Linked DNA regions of Homo sapiens: region 1 is linked to region 2. Evidence: chromatin contacts called from ENCODE Hi-C or POLR2A ChIA-PET data. All regions are on one chromosome and are shown on one strand. Each heading gives the region's core, a stretch centred on a gene start or an enhancer-like site at or near the end of the contact. The rest is flanking DNA. Distances are from core to core; before and after follow the strand shown. Region 1 overlaps SLC6A6 (solute carrier family 6 member 6). Region 2 overlaps EMC3 (ER membrane protein complex subunit 3).

Evidence for each region. Hi-C counts contacts between places; a loop is a spot of excess contacts on that map. ChIA-PET counts read pairs that join two places held with the same protein, here RNA polymerase II (POLR2A). Pooled maps may share reads with other maps.
Region 1: POLR2A ChIA-PET joins it to region 2 with 10 read pairs in WTC11. The contact joins two enhancer-like sites. A Hi-C loop is called at or near these places in 1 of 50 pooled maps. POLR2A ChIA-PET finds 5 or more read pairs at or near these places in 2 of 52 experiments (T-cell and WTC11).

What each region holds. Positions count from the first base shown.
Region 1 is chr3:14,437,523-14,442,562 of GRCh38, forward strand. The region is part of intron 2 of SLC6A6 (solute carrier family 6 member 6); the gene reads left to right. Among named protein-coding and RNA genes, the nearest start is that of SLC6A6, 37 kb to the left of the region's middle. RefSeq lists an enhancer at 1,875-2,375. Within about 2 kb of position 2,156, at least 16 of the 41 ENCODE cell types and tissues checked have a DNase peak (open chromatin) inside an H3K27ac peak, as active enhancers do.
Region 2 is chr3:9,974,454-9,978,994 of GRCh38, forward strand. It overlaps EMC3 (ER membrane protein complex subunit 3), which reads right to left. Exons shown (of 8, transcript NM_001394674.1): 2 at 2,936-2,993; 3 at 2,504-2,597; 4 at 1-35. Among named protein-coding and RNA genes, the nearest start is that of EMC3, 10 kb to the right of the region's middle. RefSeq lists an enhancer at 1,976-3,175. Within about 2 kb of position 2,703, at least 23 of the 41 ENCODE cell types and tissues checked have a DNase peak (open chromatin) inside an H3K27ac peak, as active enhancers do.

The sequences.
Region 1 (5,040 bases), core at 906-3,405, 4.5 Mb after region 2:
ATGATGTTTCACATCTGCGTATGTTGTAGAATGACTGGATCAAGCCAATTAACTTACGTATCACCTCGCTTCCTAAGCATTTTTTGTGTGTAGTGAGAACGCTTAAAATCTACTCTCAACAGTTTTCAAGTATACAATATGTTATTAATTTTAATCAGCATGACACCATGACATACATAATAGATCTATCAAACTTACTCCTCGTACATAACTGAAATTTTGTGGTTTTTGACCAGCAATTCCCCAATACCTCTAACCATCCACTTTTTCTTATTTATTTATTTATTTATTATTTTATTTTATTTTATTTATTTTATTTTTTTGAGATGGAGTCTTGCTCTGTCGCCCAGGCTAGACTGCAGTGGTGCGATCTTGGCTCACTGCAGTGTCCGCCTCCCGGATTCCAGCGATTCTTCTGCCGTAGCTTCTTGAGTAGCTGGGATTACAGGAGTGCATCACATCATCTGGCTAATTTTTTTTTTTTTTTTTTTTTTGTATTTTTAGTAGAGATGGGGTTTTACCATGTTGGCCAGGCTGGTCTTGAACTCCTGACCTCAAGTGATCTGCCCACCTCGGCCTCCCAAAGTGCTGGAATTACAGGCGTGAGCCACCACGCCTGGCCCACTTTTTCTTTTTTTAAAACAAACACAGGGTAGAATGGTTGCCACAAAGTATAATAGAATTGCAATGTGGCTGTTTTTTTTTTTTAAAGCTACTATTTATTGATCAATTGGTATGTGCTGGGCTGTGTGCTGAATAACATTAGGCAGCATCCTGCTTAGTCCCTGGTCTTGTTTTTACCCTCATTTTTTACCAGTGAGGAAGCGGAGGCACAGAGAGGTTGTTACTTGCTCTGGGTCACACAGCTTAGTCATGGCCTCAGCCCAGAATCTGGCTCTGGAATGGGCAGAAAAGTGAGGAAAGGAGAGAGATGCCTGCTGTGGAAAGGGCGGGGCAAGGGGTCCAGCCAGGCACTTGATTCCACAGCAAGCCTAGTGGGCAGGGAGTTGTTTAGGCCTCAGTTTTCCCCACCTGTAGAATGGATGTCATCCAGGTCTCTTCTTGCCCCTGTTCTGGGACTCTAGGAGCTGCTTGCCCAACCCGCTGATCAGTTTGCTTAACCAAGAGGTTTGCTGAGAAACCTGGCCCAGAGATCCTTCTTAAAGGCCAGGTATGTGCTAGGCAGTTTGGGATGGGAGAAGCAGGCAAAATAGGAAACAGACAAGGACCTGGCCTCTTCCTAAAAGCATGGCAGAAGCTCCTGAGTGGTTATGCCATTGACAATATGAGATTTAAATCATTGTTCTCCACCAGAAAGAGACATGTAGGACACTGGTTGTTAAATTGAGAAGTGCAGGGTCTGCAGGACGGCAGGGCAGGTGCAGAGAACTCTCGAGCCTCTGGGAAGGTTGCCCAGGAAAAATAGAGGCAAGGGCTTGACTTTCCCCAGAGCCTTGGACTGAGGTGGTAGATGCTGGGGGAGGCAGCATCTGCAACTCAACTCAAAGCCCAGCTGGCTGGTGCTCAGGGCACCGGGAGGGATGCAGAGCAAGATATAGGGGTCCCCATTTGCAAGCAGTGCAGAGACCTCTTTCTAAGCTTTGCTCGGTGCCGGAGGCCCAGGTGGCCAGGTGGGAACTCTGGCCTTGAGCCTCTCTCTCCTTTCCACCCGTGTGTGTAGCCTCAGCCAGGCTGCTCGCTTCCCTGCGTGAGCCTCAGCTTCCTTTATCTATAAACTACCAAAGTCTCTTCCACAATAGGAGTGTTGGAGAATAGGAAACTGTGTTCATAAACAGCTCAGCCCCCAGAATAAGTCCTCACAAATCTTAATATTAAACAGGGAGACAGCAAAGGGATATTGTGGCAAGCCATGGCATCGCTGGCACGGGGCTGCACCTGCCTGCGTGTGTGTCAAATCTGACCAGGTGATCTGCAGTTGGTTTCAGGCACAGCTGGCTCTGGCTGTCACCTCTGGAACACAGAGACAAGGAGAATGTTTAGCTGGGCACAGGGAGAGGCTTCATCCCATAGCCTCTGTATCAGTCAATTCTAATCACTTGTAGCTGTAATAACCAAAGAGGAAGCTCTTAAAATGGGGAATTATGTATCTCGGCTGCTGCAAAATAACCCTGGGCCCAGTGCCAAGGAAAACAGCCCTTGTCGGCGGGTGCAGGGACGCCTGTGGAGGAGGACTCGCTCCTGAGTACTCACTGCGCAGCGGGGTGACCACTTGTGTGTGTGTGAGGAAGCTGGGGTGACTGGCCTAATTGCAAGTTTGCAGAGGTGCACAGAGATACTCCGGGGACTCCCTGGAGGGTGTCCTCTGAGGTCAGACTGAGCCGCAGAGGGACAGTGGAGGCTAAGCTCCTAAGGGTTTGGATACATCACGGTCACTGTTACTCCCAGCGGAGTGACCTCAGGGCGTCTCTTGTCATCTCTGGGCCTTATTGATCTCACCCTGGGGAGGATGAAGGCTTTATATACCCCAAGGCCAGGGGTGGACTGGATAGTAGTGATAGCGGTAGTAAGAGGAGATAGTCTCAAGTCATAATGTAGTTGCTGTGCATGGAGTGTGTGCCACATCTTGTTCTAAGCACCTCCTGTGCACCCCCCCTCATTTAACCCTCACAACACTCCCACAGGGAAGGTACAGTTACCCCATTTTACAGATGAGGACACTGAAGACTAGTGGGGTTGAGTGACTTGCCTTAGGTCACCTGTTTGGGGAAGTGACTTTCAGCTTCTGGGTTGAGGCTTATATTCTGGTCCCTGTAGGGGCCAGGGTGCCTGGGGCAGCTGGCAGGGAGCCAGGGGGCTTTTTATACTGCGGCTCCAACAGCCAGTGGGGAAGGTTCAGAGGGGACTGAGCCTGAGCAGTAGGAGGGACTAAAGCAGTTCTGTGTGGCCCGTGTCCCAAGGAGAAGGGGAGAGGGAAGATGGGGCCAGAGGGTCGGCAGGGGCATGTGCTGGGACCTGGTGGGCAATGGTGAGGAGCCTGTGTTTTCTTCTAGGGGTGAGCAAAGGGTTGGGCGGGGGCATGAGGACCTGATTCTGCTTTTTAATCTGCCTTCAGCTGCTGCATTGAGAATAGATCAGGGGCGGGCAGAGTAGCAGCAGGGAGACCTGTGAGGAGGCTGCCACAGATGCCAGTGCAAGGGCTGAGGGGCCTGTAGCTCGTGGTTGCCATGGCGATAGAGAGCTGTGGGTGGATGCCAGGAATGTACAGGCGGGTCTTGCTGGAATGGGCTTCTTCAGGGGCAGGGCTGCTGGCTGTGTGTTCTTCAAGGCAGGTGGACCTGTGACTGCAGCCCCCACAGGTGGAGAGGTGGGTGCACCTTAGAAATGAGGAGTTGGGAGACCCCCACCATGCCAGGCACGTGACAGGTCCCCACTCTGCCCTGTTGAAAACCCCCACCCCCATCCTGGCTCAGCCCCAGGTGGTGGGACGATGGGGTCCTGAGTGTGGAAGGGGGTGGAGGCTTCATTTTGTAGGAAATCAGAGCCTAGAGCAAAGGGACTTGGGGAACCCCAGTTGCTCCTCCTCCATGTTTCTAGAGGGTTCTCGAATATTAGTGTGGCAAGTGGGTCTGTGTGCCCAGAGGGCAGAGCCGGGACTCTCAGGGTAGCCGCAGTGAAGCAGACCCCAGCTCCTAGCGGGGATGGACTTGGCCCATCCCAGCTGCCAATGAGGTCATGAGCTTCTGGGTGAGGAGGCTCCAGGGTCATTTCCTGAGAAACACCTTCACTCGGAGGGAGTTGAGTCTCACATCCTCCAATTATGCGCCCACCGAGCCAGCCCACAATGGGCTGCCCTGATAACCATCGGGGGGCTGTGCAAGTCAATGCTGGAACAATGCTGGCTGCTAGGACTATTTTTACAGTAGCCATTGGCCTGTCGAATCCCGCGCCCGGCCCCGAGGGAGCAGGGCAGAGAAAGGCGGCGCGGATGCTCTGGCAGACAGAGGAAGGGCTCCATGAGCTGCCCAGAGGCTTCAGGAAGCCTTTCTTGGTCTGCTGGCCGCCAGATAGTGAAACAATTGGGGTCCCCCACCCCGAGCCAGGGAGAGGAAGGAGGTGTGGGGGAAACGGGGGTTTTGTTGTGCTTTTGTGCCTCTGTTCCTCGAGCACAGCCCCTGTGGGCCCAGCAGCTGGGGCCAAGCCAGCACATCCCCTCTCCACACCCCAAGTCCTCAGGCAGCTACTGCCTCACCCTGCCTGCAAGGCCCTGAGGCCAAGTGACTCGCCTGGTCACAGGATTGGCAAAGCCAGGGTTTGCAGTTGTCACCAGCTGCCTGTGGATGCCACTCTGGGATCCACCTAACCCAGCAGCTCTTGCCTGACACCCTACTGTGTGCCAGGCATGGCGCCTGGCTCTGGGACACAGTTGTGAGCAAGGCAGGTGTGGTCCTTGTCCCCAGGAGCCTCTATTCTAGTTGAGGAGATAGACGACAGGGAAGCGAGGAATTGAACAAGATACTTTCAGGTAGTGTTTGGTTCTCTGATGAGAAGACAAACTCAGATGCCCACTGGAGCCAGCCAAGCGAGTGTGTCCTGAGCTGGGTGGTGAGCTGGCCAGGGTGTGGTCGTGTGACAAGGGTCACGTGACAAGGTGGTCACATCTGCTCCAGTCAGCAATCGCCATGAGGAGTATGAGCTCACTGTGGTCCAACCTTCCAATTTTTCAAGAGAACTCAGAATTCTTGACTTTTCTCTGAAATCTGATTATTTCAGTGTTGGCCACCAGTTTGATCATGAAGACAAACAAGTTGTGTCCCAGACTGCTTGGCTCTGAGTCAGCCACTTCTGCTGTCATCCTTTTTATTCTGCAGATGGGGAAACTGATGCTCAGAGAGGGGCGAGTAGGCCTAGTAGCTCTGGTTTTCCCAGCTCATCCGTTTTCTGTGTCCCTCTGTTATGTTGTGGGTCAGCCCTTGAAGGCAGGGGACCCAGCCTTGAGCTGTTTCCTCACGCTGTGGGCTAGAAATCAGGATGCTCTTGGTAACCCTTGTCAGTTCTCAGAGAGCCAGGGGTATCCACCTT
Region 2 (4,541 bases), core at 1,453-3,952:
ATTCCCTTTCATCATGTCTGTCAACATAGTAGGATCTAAGACAAAAGCACAAACAAGAAACCACTAAGTTTTACCTCTGTTGCCAGGGACTTTCTCCTGATTTTCTGTAAACTGTTTTTTTTTGAGACGGAGTCCCGCTCTGTCGCCCAGGCTGGAGTGCAGTGGTGCGATCTCAGCTCACTGCAAGCTCCGCCTCCCAGGTTCACACCATTCTCCTGCCTCAGCCTCCCGAGTAGATGGGACTACAGGTGCCTGCCACCACGCCTGGCTAATTTTTTGTATTTTTAGTAGAGACGGGGTTTCACCGTGTCAGCCAGGATGGTCTTGATCTCCTGAACTCGTGATCCGCCTGCTTCGGCCTCCCAAAGTGCTGGGATTACAGGCGGGAGCCACCGCACCCAGCGTTTTTTTTTTTTTTTTTTTTTGAGATGGAGTCTCACTCTATCGCCCAGGCTGGAGTGCAGTGGCATGATCTCAGCTCACTGCAACCTCCGCCTCCCAGGTTCAAGTGATTCTCTTGCCTCAGCCTCCTAAGTAGCTGGGATTACAGGCACACACTACAATGCCCAGCTAATTTTTGTATTTTCAGTAGAGACGGGGTTTCACCATGTCGGCCAGGCTGGTCTTGAACTCGTGACTGACCTCAAGTGATCTGCCTGCCTCGGTCTCCCAAAGTGCTGGGATTACAGGCGTCAGCCACCGTACCCAGTCTCAATATTTTTAATGTCTGCATAGGATTCCATGGTGTGGTCACACCAATCACTTTTGAGTAGACCTATCGATTGTTTCCATTGTTTTTGCCAATAAACGATAAATGATGCTGCCGACAATTATCTTGCACATACATCTGCATGTTTATGTGTTTCCGTAAGAGAATTTCTTAGAATTTCTAGGTCCAAGGATTTGTACATTTAAAATTGATAGATATTGTCAGACTGTCAGCAAGGCCCCACCTCTTGCCACTCCCGCCAATGGTGAGGGAGCCTAACTTCCTCGACCTTGACAATAGTGGATCCTGACAATCTTTTCAATCTTTTGACAGCTTACTGGGCTAAAAAAAAAAAAAAGAGATATCTTGGCCAGGCACGGTGGCTCACACCTGTAATCCCAGCACTTTGGGAGGCCAAGGCGGGCGGATCACGAGGTCAGGAGATGGAGACCATCCTGGCTAACACAATGAAACCCCGTCTCTATTAAAAATACAAAAAATTAGCCGGGCATGGTGGCAGGTGCCTGTAATCTCAGCTACTCTGGAGGCTGAGGCAGGAGAATCGCGTGAACCCGGGAGGCGGAGCCTGCAGTGAGCCGAGATCGCACCACTGCACTCCAGCCTGGGTGAGAGAGCGAGACTCCTTTCTGAAGAAAAAAAAAAAAAAAAAAAAAGATATCTTGTTTTAATTGATATTCCATGGATTATTAGTGAGGTCAAGTAACTTTTCATATATTTAATGGTCTTTTGTTTCTTGTAAATTTTCTTAAAAATTTGTTAAAAAATTAACTCCATACAACCTTAGTCACTCTCAAAAAAAATTAATTATAATACCTTCCGTATGGGTTTAAAATAGCTGGTTATCTCACCTAAAGAAGTGAATAGTACTAAAATGAGAGGAGTCAACACAGAACAACAAATTACTTTGTTTTACTTTTAGTTATTTTTATTTTTATTTTTCGGAGATGGAGTCTTGCTCTGTCGCCCAGGCTGGAGTGCAGTGACGTGACCTCAGCTCACTGCAACCTCCACCTCCCAGGTTCAAGCAATTTCCTGCCTCAGCCTCCGGGGTAGCTGGGACTACAGGCACCCACCACCACGCTAGGCTAATTTTTGTATTTTTAGTAGAGACGGGGTTTCATCATGTAAACCAGGCTGGTTTGAACTCCTGACCTCAGGCAATCAATCCACCTGACTCAGCCTCCCAAAATGCAAGGATTATAGGCGTGAGCCACCACACCTGGCCTGTTTTACTTTTAACATGCTATATTTTTCACATGACTGGTATCAGTGGAAGTAGAAAATGTTAGAGCCAAAACTGTAGGGTAGACCAAACAATCACGTCTAACAACAAAGTCAACAAAATGGCACATCTTGGAAGTACTGCACTCTTCCTCATTTAGGCAGAAGCTGGGCAGCCATCTATTGGAAGGGGATCCAGGCACTGGGTGACAGCCAGGCTGGAATGCTTTACCAACTGTGCTCCCTAGAATCCTGGGTCCTGAGAACAGCAATAAGGAGAGACCCAGGGACAATAGCTCTGGCCTCCCCACTCCATCAGCTGAGAACTATTTTTTTTAATCCACTTTATACATTGGGGTTCTCAGAAAATCTAACTGAAAAAGAGAATTCCACTTCCATAGATCCCTGTATCAGATGATTTCTAAGGTCTAAGATTACTATCTTTTGCAATTTAACATTTAAATAAAATGACACCCTCCCTGCCTACCCCACCCCACTCAAATACCCATGTTAAAAATCTTCCTTAAAGATGAGTGAAGGGAACAAACATACCAGTCATAGGAGAAGGTGGCACTACCTTCCGTTTAGTTTTTTTGAAAAATCCATCCTCTGGGTTGTTGAAATAATATTTTCGTGTCAAGAAAGACTAGTAAAAAAAAAAAAAAGTGTTTTAAGTCTAAGAACTATGACACAGCAAACTGTTAAATTACTCCCCAGTGGCTTAGTCAGAAGGCCTTTAGGATATGCTGTTCCGCTCAGAGCTGTCAGCCTACTTGGCAGGCGACCTGACACTTTAGCTGAGTCACATTTAAAAACAATTTCCTAAGAAGGGTGAGGTCACCATGAGAGCAAACACCACCAGGCCACAGCTTAATTACTAAGTTGCCAACCTTTAGCTTTCCCCAGAGCCCCCTTATAAAACATTCAGATATCTACTGCCCAACAGTGAATCGTGGAGCTTTTTAATAAAAGATAAATGAGTACCTGTTTGGGAATGTATTTTCCATTTTCCCTGAGGACTCTGCTTCGAATTAGGACTTGACTGAAAAATACAACCAACACAATGAGATTTTAAAAAGTGAAACACTAGAAGAAAATGGGAGAGTCAAGTAGAAGACCTATTTAAACACAAGAGAGGGCCTATTTGGCAACAGCTCTGTGTGGAAACTTCCCAAAATACAAGTATCTTTAAAACCAACGTAAACTTATTTAACCTAACTACTAGGTTTTCAGAAAAGTATTTTTCAAAAGTGACTGTGTTTCTGAACACATAAATATTTCAGAGTTAGGTACATTTGGGACATTACACTCAGCTTTTTCTTATTTGATAATAAGCTAGGAAGACACTTTCTCTGAGTGAAAAGAATAGTTGAACACTGCTCAGGAGATCTGGGGTCAGGAGAAAGGGAGAAGAGTGAGGATAAAAGAAGGAATTTCTTATTACCTACAGAGAAATGAGAACAGGCCTTGAGAGGGTTGCTATCTGATGGACAAATAGAAAATCTACCCAGAAGTCAGACTGTTAGAAAGCTCTCAGTAAACATTTATTGAATAAATAAATGAAATTACTAGGTGATCTTAAATCAACTATTAGAGCCATAGTTGATCAATAAATATCATGCTAGGCCAGGTGCAGTGGCTCACGCCTCTAATCCCAGCAATTTGGAAGGCAAAGGCAGGTGGATCACTTAAGCCCAGGAGTCTGAGACTAGCCTGGGCAACATAGCAAGACCCTGTCTCTAAAAAAAAAAAAAAAAAAAAAAAAAAAAAAAAAAAAAAAAATTAGCCAGGCTGGTGGCACGTGCCTGTAGTCCCAGCTACTCAGGAGGCTGCAGTAGAAGGATCACCTGAGCCCAAGAGGCAGAGGTTGCAATGAGCTGAGATGGCGCCACTGCTCTCCAGCCTGGGCAACAGTTAAGACCCTGTCTCTAACAACAAAAAAAGAATACAGTGTTATGCAACAAATGGGTGTTGCTAAGATGCAAATGACAAAACAGAGATCAAAATATTAATTTTTTTCTAGGTACTCAAAAGTTCATTAAAGGAGGAAAAGAGGAAAAGGCCCTTAAAGTAATGGAAATAGTCTTGAAACGTGAAAAAAAATTATGAACAGAAATGAACATAGTAAAACCTGTGCTTGGTAGGGGCCAGGCGCAGTGGCTCACATCTGTAATCCCAGCACTTTGGGAGGCCGAGGTGGGCGGATCACGAGGTCAGGAGTTTGAGACCAGCCTTGCCAACATGATGAAACCCTGTCTCTACTAAAAATATAAAAATTAGCCGGGTGTGGTGGCCTGTGCCTGTAATCCCAGCTACTCAGGAGGCTGAGGTAGGAGAATCACTTGAACCAGGAAGGTAGGGGGTTGCAGTGAGCCGAGACGACGCCATTGCACTCCAGCCTGGGGTGGGACTCCATCTCAAAAAAACAACAACAACAAAAAACAAACAAACAAACAAAAAAACTGTGCTTGGCTTCCTGTCTCTACTCAATACAAACCACTTGTTTTAAACAGTCAGTACCCCGGGGTTTCCCCTGTCACACTACACATATTCTAGTTTCTCCACATGCTGGGAATGTTCCAGTGCCCTT